Regions from separate parts of the Homo sapiens genome. Here all the other regions are linked to region 3. Evidence: chromatin contacts called from ENCODE Hi-C data. All regions are on one chromosome and are shown on one strand. The core of a region is the stretch at or near the end of the contact, and the rest is flanking DNA. Distances in the headings are between cores, read along the strand shown.

Region 1 (4,106 bases), core at 318-2,817, 1.1 Mb before region 3:
CTTCACAAAATTGAAGGCAGTTAGGGCTTTGCTCTGGATTCAGCTTTGGCTTAAGGAAATCTTGTGGCTGGTTTGACCTTCTATCCAGACCACTCAAACGTTCTTCGTATCAGCAGTAAGTCTGTTTCACTTTCTTATCATTCATGTGTTCACTGGAGTAGCACTTTTAATTTCCTTCAAAAACTTCTCATTTGCATTCACAACTTGGCTGTTTGGTGCAAGGGGGCCTATCTCAGCTTTCAACATGCCTTCTGCACTAAGATGAATCATTTCTAGCTTTTGATTTAAAGTGAGAGATACGCAACTTTTCCTTTCACTTGAACACCTAGAAAACCATTGCAGAGTTCTTAATTGGCCTAATTTCAATATTATTGTGTTTAAGGGAACAGATAGGCCCCAGGAGAGGGAGAGAGATGGCAGAGTAGCCTGTCAGTGGGGCAGTCAGAACATACACATTTATTGATTGATTGCTGTCTTCTATGGGTGTGGTTTGTGGTGCCTCAAAACAATTACAACAGTGATTTCAACTTATCACTGATCATAGATCACCATAGCAGATTTATGGGAAGAAAAATGATAAACGCAATCATATTGGTAGTGTTCTAGTCCTAGGTTCGTTCATGCATGTTCATGTTATTGATAAGCACCATAACTTCAATTTCATATGTATAAAAATGCTCAAAAAAGTGTACATCCTCTTTTAGCACTGTAGTGAGTCAACATTCCCCAACAAAAACTGGATTTCCTGAAAAACAGGTTAAGGTAGGAGGTTGGGGGGGGGATGCTTTTCAGAATGGCAAAGGTCAACATGTATCATCTTCTGTAAGTAAAATGTATGTATAGGCATACCTTTCTTTCAGTTTAAGACAAGGGGGTGTAGTGGGGAATTATCGTGTAAAACTACACCAGTATCTTAAGCATGAAAATCAATTATATGCTTTTCTTTTGTTTGTTGGTCAAAGAAAAAGATTATAACTCAGAAAACTTTCTTGGAGATGCGTATGCTCAGTGTATCCAAACTTTAGGCATGTCAGGTACAATATTGATTTACAAAAAGTTCCTCTAATCAATCCTGAGCTAATAACTTACTGTGGAAAGAGTAATTGATCAGAGCCATCCCTCCAATTGGAGTCAACTTCCATGACTGTTCGGATTTCCTTTATTTTGGGGGCAGTTCATCCAAACTTCTATTAAACGGCAACTAGTTCACTTTTGAGAAGTGGTTTACAAGAAACAACAACAACAACAACAAAGCAGTTGCGGAGGAAAGAAAAGAGACAAAGTAAAAAAAACGGAAAAGAAATCTCCCAGGAGAAAGGGATGTGGAAGCTGAAAACACGGACAATTTCCACAGTAAGACTTCCAAAAGAATGTGCAAGATCCGAGCAAAACTTTCAAGGGCTCTTTTTCAGTGTAATGGTAGTGAGAAAGTTCAGCCTGGAAAGCCCAGGGCTTAAAACAACAACAACAAAAAACACAATATGCAGGATCGTTCGGCTTCAGCAGAACCCACCGCAAAGATGGCGGTGGGACGAAGCCCCTTCTCCCGCCGCCGAAGCCTCTCGCCTCACATTTCCCACAAACCCTTCGCGCCGCCTCGCTAGCCGAAACCTGCCCAGCCGGTGCCCGGCCACTGCGCACGCGCGGGACGACGTCACGTGCGCTCCCGGGGCTGGACGGAGCTGGCAGGAGGGGCCTTGCCAGCTTCCGCCGCCGCGTCGTTTCAGGACCCGGACGGCGGATTCGCGCTGCCTCCGCCGCCGCGGGGCAGCCGGGGGGCAGGGAGCCCAGCGAGGGGCGCGCGTGGGCGCGGCCATGGGACTGCGCCGGATCCGGTGACAGCAGGGAGCCAAGCGGCCCGGGCCCTGAGCGCGTCTTCTCCGGGGGGCCTCGCCCTCCTGCTCGCGGGGCCGGGGCTCCTGCTCCGGTTGCTGGCGCTGTTGCTGGCTGTGGCGGCGGCCAGGATCATGTCGGGTCGCCGCTGCGCCGGCGGGGGAGCGGCCTGCGCGAGCGCCGCGGCCGAGGCCGTGGAGCCGGCCGCCCGAGAGCTGTTCGAGGCGTGCCGCAACGGGGACGTGGAACGAGTCAAGAGGCTGGTGACGCCTGAGAAGGTGAACAGCCGCGACACGGCGGGCAGGAAATCCACCCCGCTGCACTTCGCCGCAGGTAACCGGGGCCAGCGTCCCCTCGCCTCGCTCCAGACCCCACCTGCGCAGCCGGGGCCCACAGGTCTGAAACCAGTGCTCCTCCGCCTCCCGACCTTTCTCCAGGACTCTGGTCCTGGTGATCTCGCTCTCTTCCAGTGGGGACTAAGGAGATTAGGGGTAGGGTGAGCGTGCCACACTCGCTGGAAGTTTTTTGTTTTGTCTTGGTTTGGTTTTTTTGCCAGGTGTTGGGGGTGGTTTGGGGTTTTGGCTTTGTTTTGTTTTACAGTATCAACAATACCTGTACCAACTTCCGGTCTTGTTACCCTAGAAGGCCTCTACACACAAGAAAGAGTAGGGGACGTAGTTGATAGACCTTATGATTTAAAAGGTCAGTTACCTCCAAAATTTTTCGTTCTTGCAAGTTCCATTTGGGTTAAGGTCTTGAAGGACTTTGTAAAATACAAGGATGTAATTTAGGAGGAGTAGCTTAATAGGACGTTGACACATTAGCGTTAATTGGTTTATCAGAATAGCCAATCATTACCAAGTTTCTGGAGTGACTAGAACGGGAAATAGGCAAGTTTGGGAGAACTGAAACCTGACTTAGGCTGGGTGCGGGAAGCCTTAGACACACACACATACAAGTTGGGCGGAAAGTGGTAGTATAAGAGAAAAGATAGTGCAAGTACTTTAGCTTGAATCTAGAATTTAAGTTGGGACTAACCTTGCTTCATTCTGAAATTTAGATCGTTTGAATTACATTATTTTAATATTTATTAGGTTCACTTTATGATTTAAGCATATTAAATTTAGTCGAAAAATTTAAAAGAGCCATAGATGGGATATTCAGCTTATTCCCATAAAGCATGCATGCTGTTCACTTGTAGGAAAGATGATGACTGTTTCTAACTTCAGGTGAGTCATGCGTGATTGAAAATGGGAGTACCTCCTCTTACCTCTGACAATCCTGGTTTTTTGTTTTGTGTATTTCATGATTGTTTAAAACAATTTTTTGAAAAATCGGGGAATACCTTTTAAAGTACTCCTGTTCTTTTGGGGCTAGATTGATGAAGAGAAAAGGAGCAGTGAGAAATATTTCCTCTTTCACAGATATTACTTTTACACTTTCTACCAATTGGAGATTTGTTCGCTTTAACCTGTTCCAGATTTTAAATGTAAATACTACCAGGAGGTATGCTTTTTTGATCAATTGCACCTTTGTTGGATTTCCATTGGGGAGTCTTTTAAAAAGAAGAAAGTTTAGGGAACCTAGGTGGGAGAACTAGAAACGGTTTGTGGGCAATGGAAAGAGAAGGAAGAATACTTAAGTCAAACACACCTAGTTAGCCTTTTTGCCCGAAATTTCGGTGGTAAGTGCTGCCGTTCTTCAGCTAATTTAGGTTGTCCTGTTTGACCATGTAGTCAACATTTAAACAACTCATTTGGCAAACTGTCACGATCAACTGATACATAAGCCAAAGGGTAGGGTTACTTAGATTCTGTTCACTTGATCTGTGGGATAAAAATAACCAAGAAAGATCTTAGTTGCTACCTTTCAAGAATTTGGTGTATTAGTGAGTTCATATCTGAAAATAGTAATATTTAGAGGTGTAAGATTATGTTATTAGATCCTCAGTGACCTTGTTCCTTCTCTGCCTTCCCACCTTCAGTTCTGTCCCAACGTTTCAAAGCATATTTTTTACATAGGTTTCATTTTGTTCAAGTTTGGAAGACTTAATATTTTGGAAACCAACCCACCCCTCACAACTTACCCAAATTATCAGGTATAGGTTATCAGATTAAGAGTTAAAGGTATAAAAAGGGAGTAATAAAAATTATGAAGTGGGGGTTCTTCATTCAACCAGAGCTTTTGAAGTCCTGCACTTCAATCATATAAGAAACTTTTTTAAAAATTGGGTTTGTAAATTTAATCTGAATTTTAGGTTCATCAGAGAGAAG
Region 2 (4,038 bases), core at 19-2,518, 1.7 Mb after region 3:
CAGTGAGCAGAGATCGTGCCATTGCACTCCTGCCTGGACGACAGAGTGAGACCCTATCTTAATAAAATAAAATATAGAGACTAGGTTTCGTTTCTATTTTTTATGAGACGGAGTCTCTCCCTGTTGCCCAGGCTGGAGTGCAATGGCGCGATCTCTGCTCACTGCAACCTCTGCCGCCCAGGTTCAGGCGATTCTCCTGCCTCAGCCTCCCGAGTAGCTGGGACTACAGGCGCCTGCCACCGTGCCCGGCTGTTTTGTATTTTTAGTAGAGACAGGGTTTCACCATCTTGGCCAGGCTGGTCTTGAACTCCTGACCTCGTGATCCACCCGCCTTGGGCTCCGAAAGTGCTGGGATTACAGGCGTGAGTCACCGCACCCGGCTTGTAAACTCTTAAATTTTGTATAGACACAATCATACAAGTTGTGGGAGTCAAAATGAAGGAAACGGGTGGTTACATGGTAGGTATATTTAATGCCATACATCTTAAGAAATTGGAGGTGGGAAAGGGAGCCCTGGAGAGGGAGACAAAGGAAATAGTTGAAAAGGAATGCAAACAAGAAAAGGAGGAATTGAAAGCTGAAGTGAAAACCAGGGACAAGAAAAGCTCCGCTCCTTCCTTCACTGCCCACTCGAATGAATGAATCCTGTTTGGTTTCCTGAATCTTCCTTCTGCTGGCCACTCCGCTTGGTCCATCACTTCTTTCAGCTTGCCCTTATCCTAAACAGCTTTCTTTAACCCAGTCATAATCTTAATTTCCTGTTCCTTCTCTCTCCCGTCCCACCCACAAAAAAGCCCTCCTCTTTGTCATTTTGGGGGATTTTTCACTTAAGATGTGAGCCGCGCGCTGCGGGTGCGGCGAGGCTGGCCCTATAAAAATGTTTCTGTTTCTGACATCCTCGTGCAGATACGCAGACGTCTCTACCTACAGGATCATGGGCTAGCGGGTGCTCAATCACAGCAGCCAGCGTTGGAAGGCGCCTTGCAAAGTATTAACAGCACTATCAAACTTTAATTGCGTAGTTCGGAACCAGATATGTGAGGAAACTGGGTTCTCCACGATCGGCCACCTCGCCCAATCTCACAGGATAGTTACAGGCTGAGTTCGGCAGCGGGACCCAGTTTCCTCCTGAGAGAGGTCCAGGTAAAGGTTTACGGTTGCCACAGGTCAGTCCTGACGAAAACCGCAAGCTGCGCCAAATCTCGCGCAGCGGGGCGGGAGGGCGGGTGGGGAATGTAAGGTATCGCGAGATGACAGGATTTTCCCGCGAAGGAGAAGCGCGCTTTTTTCCCTGGCGGGGGATTTGGCTAGAAGGCTGGGCCGGCAGCGGTTGTGAGGAGTTAGCTCGCGGCATTGCAGGCTCTGAGAGGAGGGGACCCGGTTCCCGGGTGAGTGTCCAGGCATGCCAGCGGAACGGCCCGCGGGCAGCGGCGGTGAGTGAGGAAAACCTTTTGGGCGCGGGTGGCAGCCTGCGGGGCTGAGGTGGGCAAGCATGGAGGCTGCGGCGGAGTTTCGGGGAGGGAGCCGACCCCGGGCAGGGACTGAGGAGGAAAGGAGGGTTGGGAAACTGCAACGGTGAGTGGAGGACACCCCGGAATCGCACGTATTAGCATGCCGGTGAAGATTTCACATAGGCAACTGCATTTTCCCGAGCATCCCGAGTTGTAAACTGTGGTCCAGGCGACTTGTAGACATTGTGAAGACTTACGGTGTCTTCTGAGAGGTGATGCTGGCGTCCCCTCGGTCTTCAGCTTTTGCTCCAGTGCATCTCGGGTGGGAGAAAGGCTGTTTCTTGTTGGAGTTGAGTAGTTGGTAATTTTTTTAAAACTGCAATTTGAAAGCTTTCTCCCCCGTCAGGCTCGGAGGCTCCAGCAATGGTTGAACAACTGGACACTGCTGTGATTACCCCGGCCATGCTAGAAGAGGAAGAACAGCTTGAAGCTGCTGGACTAGAGAGAGAGCGGAAGATGCTGGAAAAGGTAATTTAGGCATCAGGTTCGTCGTCGTGAAAGCCTGTGGTAACCTCGGCTTTAACCCGGAGGTGTGGTTTGTGTTCTTTGCTTTCCTATTTAGTGGGCTTTTTAATAACTGAAAGAAAACAGCTTTATTACTTGTCTTTTTTGTATGTTTACAGATATTGCCTTTGAGAATCCTTTCGCAAGTGCTTTGAATGGTGTGTTTCTATGAGATGTAGTCTTGGTAGTCCCATCACTTTTAAATGAGCATTTCAGATTGCTTGTTTAGCCATGAAAAGTCTTTCAAAGTCCATAGTGAGTTTTTTCGTTTGTCATCCTTATTTCCTTTAAAAATTACCTTAAATGTATGTCTCATGGCAAACAGGAATCGCTAAAACCTGCAGAAGTAATGTACTAGACTGAGGGCAGGAGAAGTTAGCATCAATCAAAGGCTGGGCTGGAATCCAAGTCTAATGATTTCCTTATACTGTAGTGCTGTTTTCCACCTAAGTGATCAACTTGCTGTTTGTTTTTCTTTTGGTTTCATGGCCTGTGTATTGCTACATAAGATTCTTTAGCTAAAAATGTGCCGTACTTTTTCAATGACAAGTTGCTGTAGTTTTCTTGTAGAGAGCATTTTGTAAGTTACTAAAAACAGTTTTTAACCTGAAAAATTCTTGTTTATTCTAAAGCCCCACCCTGCTGCTTGATTCATATGCAAGAAAAAGAATGATCGTTGACTCTTAAGTACTGCCTAGTACGTGGTTTTCTTGTGCTTTATTAATTTATTAAACTCTACCGATATTATGATATAGGTTATTTTTTGTTATTTTCATTTACAAATGAAGAAACTGAGGGAGAAGGGCACATAGTAAGTGTTGAAGTCAAATTTCAACTCAGGCTGCCTGCAGAATTTCTGTCCTTAATAATAGTGAATTAACTCATGATTATAAAACTACTTAAGTTGGAAAATAATGCATTCCAAAAACGAGTAATGAGGCCGTTGGTTCCCTGTTATGTCAACAATAATTTTTTTGTCAGCATTGTTAATACTTCTTGAACATTTATTAGGAGTCATGCATTGTTTTGAATGCTTTATATGTATTTACTCATTGAATCCTCAACTATTCTGTAAAGTAGATGTTCATTATTACTATTACTGCTATTAAACTTACTAGTTTAATTACTAGTATAAACAATTGCTATTATTGAACTACACAACCAAATAGGTTTTATTAGTCATCTTATTTTACAGATGAGGAAACTGAGGCACATAGAGGTTGTTTGGGTGCCACAGTTGGTAAATGGCAGAGCTAACATTCCAGTGTAGGCCATGTGGTTCTAGAATGCACATTTTTTAACTACCATGCTATAGTTCCACTCCAGTAATACTCCTTCCGTTATTACTGATGATCTCTGGTTGACTATAACCAGTTAAGGTAATATATTAACAAATTTTCTTTAAGTAACATCAATACTTTTTGCTTCAGGGTAGATGTGAATTAACAGAATTGAGAGGTCTGACCTGAACCACCTTTTCTCATTCTTTGAATTTTCATAGTACTTTATTACACAGAATTTACCATGACCAAATAAGTAATGATAAATACTTCATACTACTTTTTGATTCTTTCTCACTTTGTTTCTTGAGGGTGCATCACTTGCTGTTTTGTTTTTGTAGGCTTTGCACCTGGCACATAGTAGGCAATCAGTAAGTGCTTATTGAATAGCTAACGATGATAAAATGGTATTTTATAATATACAAGATTATATACATATACTAAATATACTTATTAGCTATATAACCAGATGAATTATAAAGTATAAATTCTGGGGCAAGTGCCCAGAATGGAATCAACTGAAGAAGTCTAAGAGGGATGTGATAATTTTGTCTTGAGTAATGTATCTTCAGTTTTATCTTGTTTCTTCATATACCCATTATGAGTGTTGGGTAGGGAAATAGCATTTAAAGAAAGATATGCCTGAGATATGACAACAGTACATTTTCAGAAGGTATTATTCATTCAAGGAAGAAACACTTCACATTTAAAAAAGATAAGTCAAATATGTAGTATTTTATATA
Region 3 (4,577 bases), core at 641-3,140:
ATGGATGTGTATAGCTGGAATCCATTGCTCTGAAGATTCCAGATTAATAGGAAGGAGGGCATTAGCAATGTTTTATAGGGCCCTTCCTAAGTTTGGTAGGCAGTGGGTCCCACTGATGCTCACATTCTAATCCCTGGAACCTGTGCATATGTTATTTTTACATGACAAAGGGGGTATTGCATATGTGATTAAGGTTAAGGACCCTGAGATGGAAGATTATCCTGGATTAAATGGTTGGGTCCACTCTAATCATATGGGTCCTTAAAAACTGAGCATCTTTTCCAGCCTAAGTCAGAGTCAGAGGAAGATGTGACCACAGAAGAATGGTCAGAGAGATGTAATGCTGCTAGCTTTGAAGATGGAGGAAGGGGGCCACAAGCCAAGGTATGTGGGTGGCCTCTAGAAGCTGGAAAAGGCAAAGAAACAAATTCTCCCGCAGAGTCTCTAGCAAGGAACACAGACATGCTGACACCTTGATTTTTAGCCCAGTGAGACCTGTGACAGACTTCTAACGTACAGAACTGTAAGATAATATGTCTGAGTCATTTTAAGCTACTCAATTTGTGGTGATTTGTTAAAGCAACAATGGAAAACTCATACACCATGGGACAGCAATATGAGGCAGACACTGCCATTGTCATTTACAGTCATTTAACTGACATATAAAAGAACTAGGTTCTTGCCCAATGTCACACAGCTGTCAAGTGATATTAATCCAAGAATTAATGTCTTCGGACACTGGTCTTCAGAGCTCATGCTCTAACTATTGCACAATACCACCTCCCAGGATGTTTGTGGGGAGGAGGCTGGAGGTAGGTTTCAAGTAAAAGCTCACTAAGGGTGAGTGAGTTACACAGCTGGATAAAGAGCTTGGTTGACTCAAAGGGAAGCTTTTCAAAGCCCTGGATTAATGTAGAGCAGAAAGTAGTTGTTCCTCAGGCTAGGTTTCCATTCTGTTCCTGTTTAGTCTTCCTTCCTCCCTGCTTTGATCATGACAAACTGGTTTACTCAGTGTCCCACAAACATGTCATTAAGCACGACTTTTTTCTACACTGATACCTTTGTCCAAGCCTCCCTGCCTCTCTCTCCCACCTCCCTGCTGCTAACCCCCTTTCAAGAGCTCTCACCCCTTCTCAACCCAGCTACTCTGACCTGGGGGCACCTGAGTTCACGGACTTTGGTATGAATTACACATCGCCCTGGGCCTTTTTTTTTTTTTTTTTTTTTGGTATCTCTGCCATCAAGTGTCTTAACTTCTCATCATTTAATTTTTTATGTCGCTTATAATTTATTTCCAAGTTGACTGGCCGCTGTGGACTTCTTGCAGGCGGGGACATGAATCCACCTGGAGCGGTCTTCATGGTCAACTGGGATCTTTATTCGTTCCTAAAATAAATCTTACTATCACATGCAATTTTGCTTTTCGTGAGTGCATGTTTTCCTTTCTCTGACTCCCCACGACCCAGAGTACATCAGGCCCTTGTTAAATGTCCCCGTGGCTCTTATTACAGATTCAGGGTGATGATCTGAGTGTCCACCTTGCTGATTACTACGGTACCCCCGCGTGTGGCACAGGGTGTGGCACACACAGAAGACAAGGAGATATGTTAAAGCCCAAAGGCCAGGCACAAGACGCCCAGGAGGGACTAGTCGCGAGAGAGGGCAGGAGGCCAGCTGGGTACCCGGCCGCCGCCCGTAGCCCCAGCTCACAGCCCCCGCTCACTCCTGCAGGTGCGGGGGCGGGAACCGGGTCGCGCGCCTTCTGCCCGGCGTTCCGCGCGCCCCCGCGCCGCCGGCCCGAGCGCCCCGCCCCCGCCCCGCCCCTTCGCGCTCGCGCCACTTGGAGCTCGCCCCCGTCGTTCCCGCGGCGCCGCGCCTCGCTGGCTCCTCAGCTTCCAGCCAAAATGGCGGAGAACAGCGAGAGTCTGGGCACCGTCCCCGAGCACGAGCGGATCTTGCAGGAGATCGAGAGCACCGACACCGCCTGTGTGGGGCCCACCCTCCGGTAAAGATCTCATCCCACCGGGACTTCGGCCCCCCGCCCCACGCCGGCCGCTCCTCACGAGCCGGGCGGGGCGTCCGCCGCCGGCCGCGCGCGAAGCTCCCCGACAGGTGGTGCGCGCGGGGGCGGGCGGGGGCGCTCGCGGGTGGCGGAACTCTAGCCGGTACCCGGGCGGGACCGAGAAGGCGGCTGCACCTGTCGGCGCGGCCTGCCTCCACCGCTGTAGCTGTCACCCCGCAGCCGGTGGGTGTGGCTGCTGCAGGGTCTCTAACCCCGGGCCCCGCGCTGCGGCCCCGCGTTCTCCTCCTGGCTGCGGCCCCCGGGCCCGAGGACACTTCTGGGGCCTGCCCCCGTCTCGCTCGTGGTGGGGCTGAGGGCTGCTCGGCCGCGGGCATGCCAGGCTAGGGTCGACAGCAGGCACCCGGCGTGACGGAGGTGCCAGGTCGCGCGCGGGTGGAAAGCCTGGCGCGCCGGGCTGCCGCGGGCGTGGGAGAATTGAAATTGAGCGGGAGACGCCGGCCCGCTTTCCCCCTACTCCCCCGCGCGGCCGCAGTGGGCGAGAAGAGAGCGTGGGCTGGAGAAGAGAGCGTGGGCTGGAGGAGAGCAGCTGCTTGCTGCTTGGGAACACGCTAGGGTGACCCTGCGCTCGCGGGATCTAAGCTGCTTTGGAGGCAGAACAGCTTTTACTTATTTACAAACATTTCATTAAAATTGCATTAATTTTTCCGTTTAAATCGAGTTCCTCCCCATTCATTTTAAGAATAGTACTAGGTAATGCATATTCCATGCCAAACTGAGTACCTGCTGTTCCAATAGAATATTATTAGCCAGGCAACGTAATGAGCCATGGGTTAGGTTAGGCACTGTCTTCAAGAATAAGTTCCTTTTACATATAAGGTTTCATCTTTTGGAGTGATAATAATGATAAATGAAGTTATTATTCACTTAGGGAACTTGAGACTGATTATGCTTTATCATTAGTATTCTTCAGAATACACTTCCTAGAATAGAGCGCTGTACAGTTTGTGGACCTGTGAATATAGTGTAAATTGAAGCCAGTTCAAGTTATGTAAATACACCTTGCCCTTAAGAGTCAGGAGGCCTGGGTTCTTGTTTTGCCCTAATTCTGCCTCTGATGAAATGTGCAGTCATGGAAAAAAATTATTTAACCTCTCTGGATCTCGGTTTCCTTATTTGTAGAATGGGGAGGGGAGAGTATTCAGATGCCCAGGAAACTCAGAACATTAGGGACCTTGCCTATTTGTTCACTACTGTATCCCTAACACCAAGCATGTGGTAGGCATGTTATAAATTTTTGTCACATAAGGTTTCTGCTATGATATGATAATGCATAATTAGTGCATTTCCTTAATTTTCCAACATTATTATTTCTTTTAATAAACTGTATACTTGGTAATGAAAGAAGTAAGATTAAAAGGAAGCTTTGTTTTCATCACTGCATCTTGAAACTGAGAGTGCAGTGTGTGATAAAGTTACTAGAGTAGTTTATTTGTGAAAATAGTACTGGTTATGAAGGAGGTGCTTCATCTTAGGAAAATGTGCTAGGTAGTGTCCTTGAAAAAAGATGAAATTAACTTAGAAGAAAAATTTGAAATATATTGAGAGATTTTTGGGACACTCAGGAACAGAATATGTGTATTCATAGTGTTATTCTGTTCTTTTTTGCTGGGCAGTTGTTTCAACTGGCTCATTTTGTTTGAACCCACTCTCTTTTCTTTAGCAATCCCTGGTGACTCATACTTATCCCATATATATGTATATTTGTGTCTCATTTATAAGCAGACGCTTTTTGCACACATATAGAGGGTACTGCTAGCAGTCTTTTCTCTTGAACATTGTTTAAGCTACTACTATTTTTTCCCTTTTTTTTCAGGTTTCACGAAGTGAAGTGTTAATATTGCATTTTTAAAAACCATTTATTATGGAAAAATTTTAAATGTTTAAAAAAGTAAAATAGTGTAATGAACCACCATGAACTGTCATCTAGCTTCAATTCATTCCCTGGCCAGTCTTGTTTGATCTCTTCCCTTATCTACTCCCTATCATCTTGGATTATTTTGAAGGAAATCCAAGACATCAATTTATTCATAAATATTTTAGTATTAAGATTAATTTTTGTTGTTATTTCCTAATTATCTTTTAGCTGGCCTGTAGACTTATCATTTTATTTATATTGTTTTTTCTCAGCGGCGGGATTTTTCAGCCTGATCTTTTCCTGAGAAGCACGTGATAAACTTTCCGCAGGCCCTGACATATAACATGGTTCTTTGACCACAACAGAAGTATATTAGAAATCAGTAGTTAAAAAAAACAAAAAAACAAAAACTATCTGGAAAATTCCCAAATATTTGGTCATTGACTAACACACAAAAAATAAATCAAAAGAGAAATTAGAAAGTATTTTAAACTGAGTAAAATGAAAACACAGCATATCATTTGTGAATGCAGCTAAAGAAATAGTTAGAAGTTTATGGCACCAAACACCTCTACTAGAAAAGAATGGCTTCAGCTCCTAGCCTAAGAAACTAGGAAAAGAGGAGCAAATGAAATTCAG

Evidence for each region. A loop is a pair of places that touch in the nucleus more often than their neighbours do. Pooled maps may share reads with other maps.
Region 1: a loop to region 3 is called in a map of CD8-positive, alpha-beta T cell, with 7 times the contacts of the local background. The contact joins the promoter of TNKS2-DT here to the promoter of EXOC6 in region 3. A Hi-C loop is called at or near these places in 2 of 168 maps with a recorded cell type or tissue (CD8-positive, alpha-beta T cell and naive thymus-derived CD4-positive, alpha-beta T cell), 1 of 37 single-sample maps with no recorded cell type and 15 of 50 pooled maps.
Region 2: a map of CD8-positive, alpha-beta T cell shows a loop between it and region 3 (18-fold over the local background). The contact joins the promoter of HELLS here to the promoter of EXOC6 in region 3. A Hi-C loop is called at or near these places in 2 of 168 maps with a recorded cell type or tissue (CD8-positive, alpha-beta T cell and naive thymus-derived CD4-positive, alpha-beta T cell) and 7 of 50 pooled maps.

The regions. Positions count from the first base shown.
Region 1 is chr10:91,796,724-91,800,829 of GRCh38, forward strand. It overlaps TNKS2-DT (TNKS2 divergent transcript), which reads right to left and starts at 1,568. Exons shown (of 2, transcript NR_108071.1): 1 at 1,514-1,568. It overlaps TNKS2 (tankyrase 2), which reads left to right and starts at 1,703. Exons shown (of 27, transcript NM_025235.4): 1 at 1,703-2,166. The coding sequence starts at 1,968. RefSeq lists an enhancer at 1,412-1,581 and a silencer at 1,662-2,071.
Region 2 is chr10:94,544,520-94,548,557 of GRCh38, forward strand. HELLS (helicase, lymphoid specific) reads left to right here and starts at 1,269. Exons shown (of 22, transcript NM_018063.5): 1 at 1,269-1,433; 2 at 1,858-1,979. The coding sequence starts at 1,403. RefSeq lists enhancers at 325-949, 363-412, 950-1,574, 1,575-2,198 and a silencer at 1,123-1,202.
Region 3 is chr10:92,846,630-92,851,206 of GRCh38, forward strand. EXOC6 (exocyst complex component 6) reads left to right here and starts at 1,891. Exons shown (of 22, transcript NM_019053.6): 1 at 1,891-2,005. The coding sequence starts at 1,905. RefSeq lists silencers at 1,708-1,857, 1,998-2,337.